Regions from separate parts of the Mus musculus genome. Here region 1 is linked to region 2. The links are chromatin contacts, found by Hi-C or POLR2A ChIA-PET in ENCODE. All regions are on one chromosome and are shown on one strand. Each heading gives the region's core, a stretch centred on a gene start or an enhancer-like site at or near the end of the contact. The rest is flanking DNA. Distances are from core to core; before and after follow the strand shown.

Region 1 (4,177 bases), core at 573-3,072, 260 kb after region 2:
AAAGCATGGGTTAGTGGCTGGGTCTCAGGACCAATTTTGTTGCATGACTGAGGTAACGTAGGCTCCAGCCTCAACTTTGTAAGAATTTGTTAGATTATCATAGCATGGCACTTTTAATCCCAGTACTCATGAGGCAGAGGCAGGAGGATCTATCTCTGACCTGGAAGCCAACCTGGTGTACATAGAGTTCTAGGACAGCTAGAATGGCGAGACCATGCTTTTAAAAGGGGGTGGGGGTTAAACCAGGTAGTGGTGGTATGCACTTCTAATCCTAGCACATGGGAGGCAGAGGCCTTGGCCAACTCTCTTAGGAGATGAAGGCCAGCCTGGTCTACAGAAGCAGTTCTAGGACAGCCATGGCTACACAAAGAAACCCTGCCTTGCAAAACAAACAAATCAACAAGAACAACAGTGGCCGGGCGGTGGTGGCGCACGCCTTTAATCCCAGCACTTGGGAGGCAGAGGCAGGCGGATTTCTGAGTCCGAGGCCAGCCTGGTCTACAAAGTGAGTTCCAGGACAGCCAGGACTATACAGAGAAACGCTGTCTCGAAAAAACCAAACCTAAACAAAACAAAACCAAAACAACAACAACAAAAAACAAAACAAAACAAAACCAAGAACAACAGCAACAAAAGTTAAGTAAAAGCAAGAATTTGTGCTTAATAAAGATTCCCAACTGTCCATAAGTGGGGAGTGCGGAGAAACAATCTCTGAATGTTTTCCATCTGAGATTCACACAAGTATTTCAATCTTTTGTGAAAAAGCTGGTATTATTACTTTTATGGGAGAGGGGTTGAGGCTACTTGTTTATTCACATTTAGCTGATGGCCAGGTCTCACTTCCTAGCTCAATTTGGCTTCCAACTAAAAGCAATCCTCTTGCCTTGCCTGGGTCTGTTTGCTTATTGCAGGCATGGGTCTGCACCCAATTTGCCTTTTTTATATTTACTTCTTCCTATTATGAAGCTGAATGCAAAAATAAATTCTTGTATAAAAAAGTTCCTGGGCTGGAGAGATGGCTCAGCAGTTAAGAGCACCAATTGCTTTTCTGAAGGTCCTGAGTTCAAATCCCAGCAACCACATTGTGGCTCACAACCATCCGTAATGAGATCTGATGCCCTCTTCTGGTGTGTCTAAAGACAGCTACAGTGTACTCACATATACATAAATAAATAAATCTTAAAAAAAAAAAAAAAAGTTCCCGAGGCGGGGACATCAAGAGAGTCCAAAGTGAACAAGATCCAGAATCAGGACATGTGAGGAGGAGGAGAAGGAGAAGGAGAGAGAGGCGAGCCAGGAGAGTAAAGGACCCAGTAACCAAATCGGCTGGATTATAAAGGGAAGGGCAGCCCAAGCCCTGAGCTGGAGAAGTTTAAGGTATGAAAAGCCTTTAAGCTTTTTAGGCTTAAAACCATCCTGTAACCATCTTGCCATCTCCAAATTTAAAATATTTAGAACCAACATACAGGGCTGGAAGAGGAGCTGCTACCGCAATAATGGGGAGGTAAAGGCAACAGGCTCAGAAGTTTAAGGCCACCCTTGAAATAAGAGATCCTGTCTCAAAATCAAGACAAAAATTTTTTTAAAAAGCAGCCATGCAGCACCGCTACAAAAGTAGAGAACTTTAAACTACTCAAAAAGGTTAAAACCTGCTTCGTTAGCCACCTGCGAAAAGAAACGAAAGAACTTTCCGGAACTTTTTTCTGAGTCCCAGAGGGGAACTACCAGAAGAAATAAACTTCCGGTGTGCCACTTCCGGCCGAGGCCTCACAGTCGGTGGCGCCCTGGCAGACCGGAAGTCTGTCACCTTTCCCGGTCCGCCTACTTCCGGAAGTGACGCGCAGCGGGGTTGCCGGAAGAAGTGGCGAAGTTACTTTTGCTTTTCGCTCAGCAAGCGCTGTTGCTTCGAGCTACTCCCAGGCTTCTGAAGTTACTTCCAAAGTGCTGTGGAGGCACAATCACCGGTGCGGACACAGAGGCAAGTGCGCCGGGCGGCCGGGCAGGTGGGACTGAGCCCGGTACGCGGATCGCCGTGGGTCCCGCTTAGCGCGCGCATCCTTCCCTCACTTTCCTCGCAGCTCTCGCCTCCCACGGCCGTTTCCAGGGCAACAGAGTCGGAGACCCCCTGCGACCCCCCTCCCGATCGCCGGTGCAGTCATGAGCCCCGCCTCCCCCTGGTGCACGGAGAGGGGCGGGGCCTGGAACAAGGTGGGCGTGACTCTACGGGGCGGGGCGTAGGGAAAGCCTATGGTTGGTGGGCGGGGGCGGGACACAGATGGGCAGAAGGCCTGCTGTAGATAGTCTGTGATTAAAGGCTTTTGATTCTTGGGGCGGGGCCTAGACCACTGTTGGGGGGGATTGGGAGGGGCAGAGGCATGGAGGGCGTGGCACAGTGAAGACCTATAATTGGCTTTGGGGGAATGAGAGGGGCGGAGCCTAGGAGGAACGGGGCGGAATTTGGGTTTCTGCTCCAGAGTGGGAAGGGGTGGGGCCAGGGACTTGATGGGATGGGTAGGGTCTGGGGTCTGTATTGGGGTGCGTTAAAGCCTTGAAGGAGCCTATGGTAGAAGGGTAATGGTTGCGCCCTGATGGGAGAGGCGGGGCAAAGTTAGGATCTCCCATGATAAGAGCACAGTTGGTGCTCACAGAAGAGGAATAGAGTTGTTGGGCTCTCTGAGGTCATGATTCGTAGAGAGGTGGAAGGAGCAGTGGGCCGGGTTGGGCATGTTAAAGTGTGTGATGTTTATTAGGAACTAGGGCTGGGAGTGGGGGCTCAATATAGAAGTTAAAAACACTGAGGTGTGGCACAGTCTTGTAATGGCAGCACTTGAGAGGCCGAGGCAGGAGTGCGGAAGATCCCAGGACAGCCTAGAGTAGTGTGTTCCAAGATTTTGGAGGTGGTTCAAGCTGTTCAGCCACATAGTTCGGGTAGCCTGAGCTGTATGAGATCATGTCTCAAGAGTCCGTGAGCACTGGAAGAAGAGACACCCCTATTATGCCCTGTAATTGGCTGGCTCCCCTATGTTCAGCAGGCTGCTTCGTGACCCACTATGTCTTCCCCCACAAGTTCTCTGGACACTCCCGTGCCTGGTGAGTGACGGGCTTTCCCTAGCCAGCCCCTTCCACAGTGTTGGAGAAGCTCACTGTCCTGTCTTCCTTTTCCTAGGGAATGGTTCTCCTCAGCCCAGTACCTCCGCCACGTCACCCACTATTAAGGAAGAGGGGCAGGAGACTGATCCTCCTCCAGGCTCTGAAGGGTCCAGCTCTGCCTACATCGTGGGTGAGATGGGGAGACAGGAACAGGGGTGTGGGGCTTTGTGAAGGAAGGGCGGGGAGATGGTGGCCCCTGTCTTTTGGTCCGCTTTCCCTTCCTTTTCTCCCTGACACCGCCGACTCGTCCTCCGGAGCCCGCCGACCTGCAGATCTTTCCCTTGGCGTTGCAGCCCCGTCCTCTCACCCTCGCTTCGGGACCTCCCATGGCCCGTTCCCCGGCTGCTGTTTCTCTTTGTCGCTATCTCTCATGGCATCTGCTCACCCCAAGTCATCTTAGAGCCAGAGGATGAGCCTGAGCGCAAGCGGAAGAAGGGGCCGGCCCCGAAGATGCTGGGCCATGAGCTGTGCCGCGTGTGCGGAGACAAGGCTTCGGGCTTCCACTACAACGTGCTCAGCTGTGAAGGCTGCAAAGGCTTCTTCCGGCGCAGTGTGGTCCACGGTGGGGCCGGGCGCTATGCCTGTCGGGGCAGCGGAACCTGCCAGATGGATGCCTTCATGCGGCGCAAGTGCCAGCTCTGCCGGCTGCGCAAGTGCAAGGAGGCTGGCATGCGGGAGCAGTGTAAGCAAGGGGTGGGGCTAGAGGGAGAGCGGGTCACCTGCAAGGGGAGGTGTAAGTGAGGCTGAGGCCCGCCTCTGAGGCCGGCTTTCCCGCAGGCGTGCTCTCTGAGGAGCAGATTCGGAAGAAAAGGATTCAGAAGCAGCAACAGCAGCAGCCACCACCCCCATCTGAGCCAGCAGCCAGCAGCTCAGGCCGGCCAGCGGCCTCCCCTGGCACTTCGGAAGCAAGCAGCCAGGGCTCCGGGGAAGGAGAGGGCATCCAGCTGACCGCGGCTCAGGAGCTGATGATCCAGCAGTTAGTTGCCGCGCAGCTGCAGTGCAACAAACGATCTTTCTCCGACCAGCC
Region 2 (4,180 bases), core at 1,391-3,890:
CTGCAATGGAATCTGATGCCCTCTTCTGGTGTGTCTGAAGAGAACCTGTGTACTTACATAAATAAAATCTAAAAAAAAAAAAAGAGTGCCCATTCCAAGGGGAATTATCTCAAGGACTTGTAACTTTCAAAATCAGTATTCCCCACCTGCTCTGAATCTTTTACAGTACCAGGGATGGACACCAGAGTCTGGAAAGCAGTATTCTGGCCAACACTCTGCCACCAACCTCCAACCCCAGCCCATTACATATTTTTTTAAAATCAGGATCTTTGTTAAGTTCTCTAGACAGCCAAGAACTCACTTTCTAGTCAAGGCAAGCCTTGAGCTTTTTTCCTCCCCTTACTCAGTATGTAGACCTGTCACTACAGGTGGTGGAGGTCAGAGGACAACCGTCTAGAGTTGCTTTTGTCCTTCTACCAAGTGGGTCCTGAGGATGGAACTCAGGAGGGTTGAGTTTAGAGATCACCACCAGAGCCATCTCAAAGCAGCTCCAGCCCTGACCTTGACTTTCAATACTCCTGTCTTAGCCTCCTAAGTAGGTGAGATATCAAGCCTGGCCTCTGGACTTTTTCTTTTTAAAACACATTGAGGCCAGTCAGTATGACCCTGAACTCATGATTTCTTTTCTCCCATCTCCCAAATCCTGAGAATACAGGCAAGTCAAGCCCAATCCATGTGGTGCTTGGACAGAGACTAAGGTTCTGGTGTTAAAAACAGACGAGCATTCTTGAGCTCTATCTCCAACCATTCAGTCTCTCAGCTGCTACAAATATGACACACTGACTGACTTTCACATGGAATGCCAGCCATGTACATGAACATGGGGTAGAAAACAGGGTTCACGCATCATCCCCGGTGAAGGACAAGAGGGACTCTTTTACTAAATGGAATATAAATGTCCTATTTTGGACAGGATCAAGAAATAATTATCTAGTGGGGTCAGCAAGAGAGCAAGGACTGCAAGAAAGTCAGAGCAAGGGCAAAACCTTAGAGGTCGGCAGGGATGGCTGGAAACAGAAACCTTGGAGGTGGGACACACAGAACGATCATATGGCTAAGAATCTGGGGTAGGGAGAGTAAAAGAGGTGAAGTCAGGGTTTTTTTCTAAAAGAAAATACAATGACTGAGCAGTGGGTAAAGGCTGCCAAATAGTTTGACCCGAGTTCCGTCCCTGGGACTCACATGGTCAGAGAACCAACTCCTGCTAGCTCTCCTCTGACCACCACAATAAATGTTAAAACAAAACAAACAAAAATATGTTGAAGAGTCTCGTGGTTAGGACTTCGTGGCCTACTTTCCATAGCTGATATATCTGTGCGCGTATACAGCGCTCTACAAGTACTTGGGAAGCGTTATCTCGCGGTTGCTGCCTGGAACTCCTCTATGAAGCCTAAGCTAGCTTGCGCCATTCGGCGATGGGCTTAACCCACGAGGTCTCGGGTGGCAAATTCGTGAAGCAGGGAGAGAGAACGAGACGAGCTGGTTTCGGGTGTGAAAGACACATCGGATCTGACCGATTCAGGAGACCGAGCCCGGGCCCCCAGCCTGAAGCAGAGAGTGGAGGGTCAGGGCGACATGGCGGGCCCGGGGTCGCCACCGCCCCGTCGGGGCCGCGCGAGGGCGGGGCGCGGAGGGATCCAGGCAAGCCCGCGCTGCGCCGCCCCCGGTATATTTGTCCCCAGGCCCCGGGGCCGCCTCATTTTCAACCCTCTCAGCACAGTCTCCCTTAACGCTCCCGCCACGCCGCCTCCGCCCGCGCAATGGCTCTGTAGCCGCGACCCCGTCGTGTCCCCCGCCCCCGTCTCCGCGCTCACCGCGCCTTCACTCTCCGCTCACACCGTCTCTTCAGCCGAGGCCGCCGCCGCCGTTGCCTCCTCGCCTTTTCGCCGCCATGGAGTGAGTAACCGCTCGCCCCTCCCTCGCCAACTGCCTTTCCCGCCCTTTCAGAGCTCGCGGGGCTTCACGGGTCAGCCTCGTGGTGGGGGCGGGGGAGACGAAGTGAGGAACCACGGTCGCGCAGGCGCAGAAGAGGGAAGCTGGCGGCCGGCGCATCCGCTGAGCAAGCGCACTAGGCTCGAGTTGCGAGGGGCGGGGAGGAGGAGGGCGTGCTTCCGGAGAATTTGGGGGCTTTTAAGGTCGGCTCGCGCGCCGTTGCGCCTGCGCGCTAATTCACAGACCCTCTGCCCCTTTTCCTCCAAGGAGACAACCCCACAACCTGTTGCGCATGCGCATTGTCTTATTCCCCCACCCCCCCACCCCTCCACCCCCGGCCTGAACTACGGCGGGCGGCCGGTCATTGGCTAAACACGCGCACTGGTCCCCCAGGAGGGTAGTGGCGTAACAATGGATCGGGTCCTGGGACTGAGCTTGCGCCTCGTCGCTAGTCGAGCCAGCAGCGAGGAAGGGTGGGGTTTTGCTTGAGGCTCCGACTCAGGCCCAACTTCCCTCCAATCAGACACCTGCTGGGGCGGGGACTGGCTTAAACTGACAGGAAAGGCTTTAGGAACACCTTTAAGAAAGAGTTAGCACTAGCACTACAGGGGCGGGGCCTCTAGGGACTTGCTAGTGGGGGACGGGAACTGACTGTGACAGACAGAAGGGTGGGCGGAGCTTCCCGTAGAATCTTTAGAAGTCACCAAAATTTTTAAGGGAAGAGCGGGATCTGTGTGTGTGACACTGATGAAGGGCCCAGGCATGCAGAATTATTCTGGGAACCCCTGTGGATTAAAGGGGGTATAGTCTAATGATGCGGAAGGGGCACGGCTAGAAGGAAATTCCCTTGGGATTGAAATTTTTATGAAGAGGAATAAGATGAGGTGGGTAGGAGGGACTAGAGGTAATTCCCCTGGGAAAACACTAGGTTTCTGTGTTGAGGGAGGAGATGGGGCAGGGGAGTTTCCAATAATGTCCCTGGGAATGTGTGGAGCGCTGAAATTTTCGGAAAGAAGGAAACTGTGTAGCCTGTGGGTCAAGCCGCTTTGACTCAATCCCACCCACGTCCCCTTGTCCTCACAGGTCCTCCACCTTCGCCTTGGTGCCTGTCTTCACCCAGCTGAACAATCTTCCACGCTGCCTCCCAATTGTTGGTGCAGCCTCCATTGCCGTCGCTGCCCTGTGCCTGTGTCACAGCCATGTCACTCCTGGCGACCCTGGGACTGGAGCTGGACAGGGCCCTGCTCCCAGCTAGCGGGCTGGGCTGGCTCGTAGACTATGGGAAACTCCCCCTGGCCCCTGCCCCCCTGGGCCCCTATGAGGTCCTTGGGGGTGCCCTGGAGGGCGGGCTTCCAGGGGGGGGAGAGCCCCTGGCAGGTAAGAACAGGTTAAGAAGAGAGGTGGGTTGAGCTGGGGGTGGGGGTGGACAGAAAAGGAAGAATTTATTCCTTCACAAGATCAGTACTGAGGGCCTGCAGTGTGCCCAACACTGTTCTAGGTCTGCAGGGTTCCGAGCAAGGGATCCCTAAGCTCATGGGTGCATCAGGAGACAGAAGTGGGAGACCAAAGCTTAGTGGACAGTGATGAAAGACATAGTTGAGAAGTCAGCCCCTCTAAGTAGATGACATCTGAACTGAGGGCTGAGGGATGGGGAGAAGGAGCCATGATAAGGTGGAAGGGGGCTCCATCTCAGAGATCCTGGGGCACAGTCTCTTTTGACTATGTAACAGATGGTTGTCCCAGACTGCGCCTGGTGGCACATGCCCTCAGCTCCCCCTGTTCAAGGGGCTTCTCAGCCTCTTGAGGTCAGGCCAGCCTAGGCAGCATAGCAAGAACGTAATTCTCAAACATCTCAGAAATGGAAAAGGAGAACAAATAAAGATGGAGCGAGTCATACACACACACACACACACACACACACACACACACACGTGCAGGAAAGGGAGGAGAGAGAGTGGTGAATAGTCCTAGCACTCTGGGAGAGTCAGATGTTTAAGGTTGTCCTCAGCCACGGACTACAAAGCAGGTCCAAGGCCAGCCTAGTCTACACAAGTCTCTATCACCAATAATAACTGAACAAGCAAGGAAAGGAGAGAAGACATAGGTATGGGGTGCAGTCAAGCAGCCACAGAGCAGGATTACAGACGTGGGAGCAGACCTTTGTTGGGTGGACCGTTAGTTGGGTGACTGCTTCACTGAGTGGTTGGCTGATTGATTTGAATCATTGATTGGCTTGTTCACTGATTGG

What was found. A loop is a pair of places that touch in the nucleus more often than their neighbours do. ChIA-PET counts read pairs that join two places held with the same protein, here RNA polymerase II (POLR2A).
Region 1: a map of T-helper 2 cell shows a loop between it and region 2 (2.2-fold over the local background). The contact joins the promoter of Nr1h2 here to the promoter of Atf5 in region 2. A Hi-C loop is called at or near these places in 1 of 37 maps with a recorded cell type or tissue (T-helper 2 cell). POLR2A ChIA-PET finds 5 or more read pairs at or near these places in 2 of 5 experiments (Patski and embryonic stem cell).

What each region holds. Positions count from the first base shown.
Region 1 is chr7:44,551,610-44,555,786 of GRCm38, reverse strand. It overlaps Nr1h2 (nuclear receptor subfamily 1, group H, member 2), which reads left to right and starts at 1,822. Exons shown (of 10, transcript NM_001285517.1): 1 at 1,822-1,978; 2 at 2,079-2,208; 3 at 3,033-3,090; 4 at 3,167-3,280; 5 at 3,542-3,832; 6 at 3,928-4,177. The coding sequence starts at 3,051.
Region 2 is chr7:44,814,118-44,818,297 of GRCm38, reverse strand. It overlaps Atf5 (activating transcription factor 5), which reads left to right and starts at 2,640. Exons shown (of 3, transcript NM_030693.2): 1 at 2,640-2,816; 2 at 3,016-3,309. The coding sequence starts at 3,132. Nup62 (nucleoporin 62) reads right to left here and starts at 2,210. Exons shown (of 2, transcript NM_053074.2): 1 at 1,815-2,210. It overlaps Il4i1b (interleukin 4 induced 1B), which reads right to left and starts at 1,928. Exons shown (of 9, transcript NM_001171024.1): 1 at 1,815-1,928.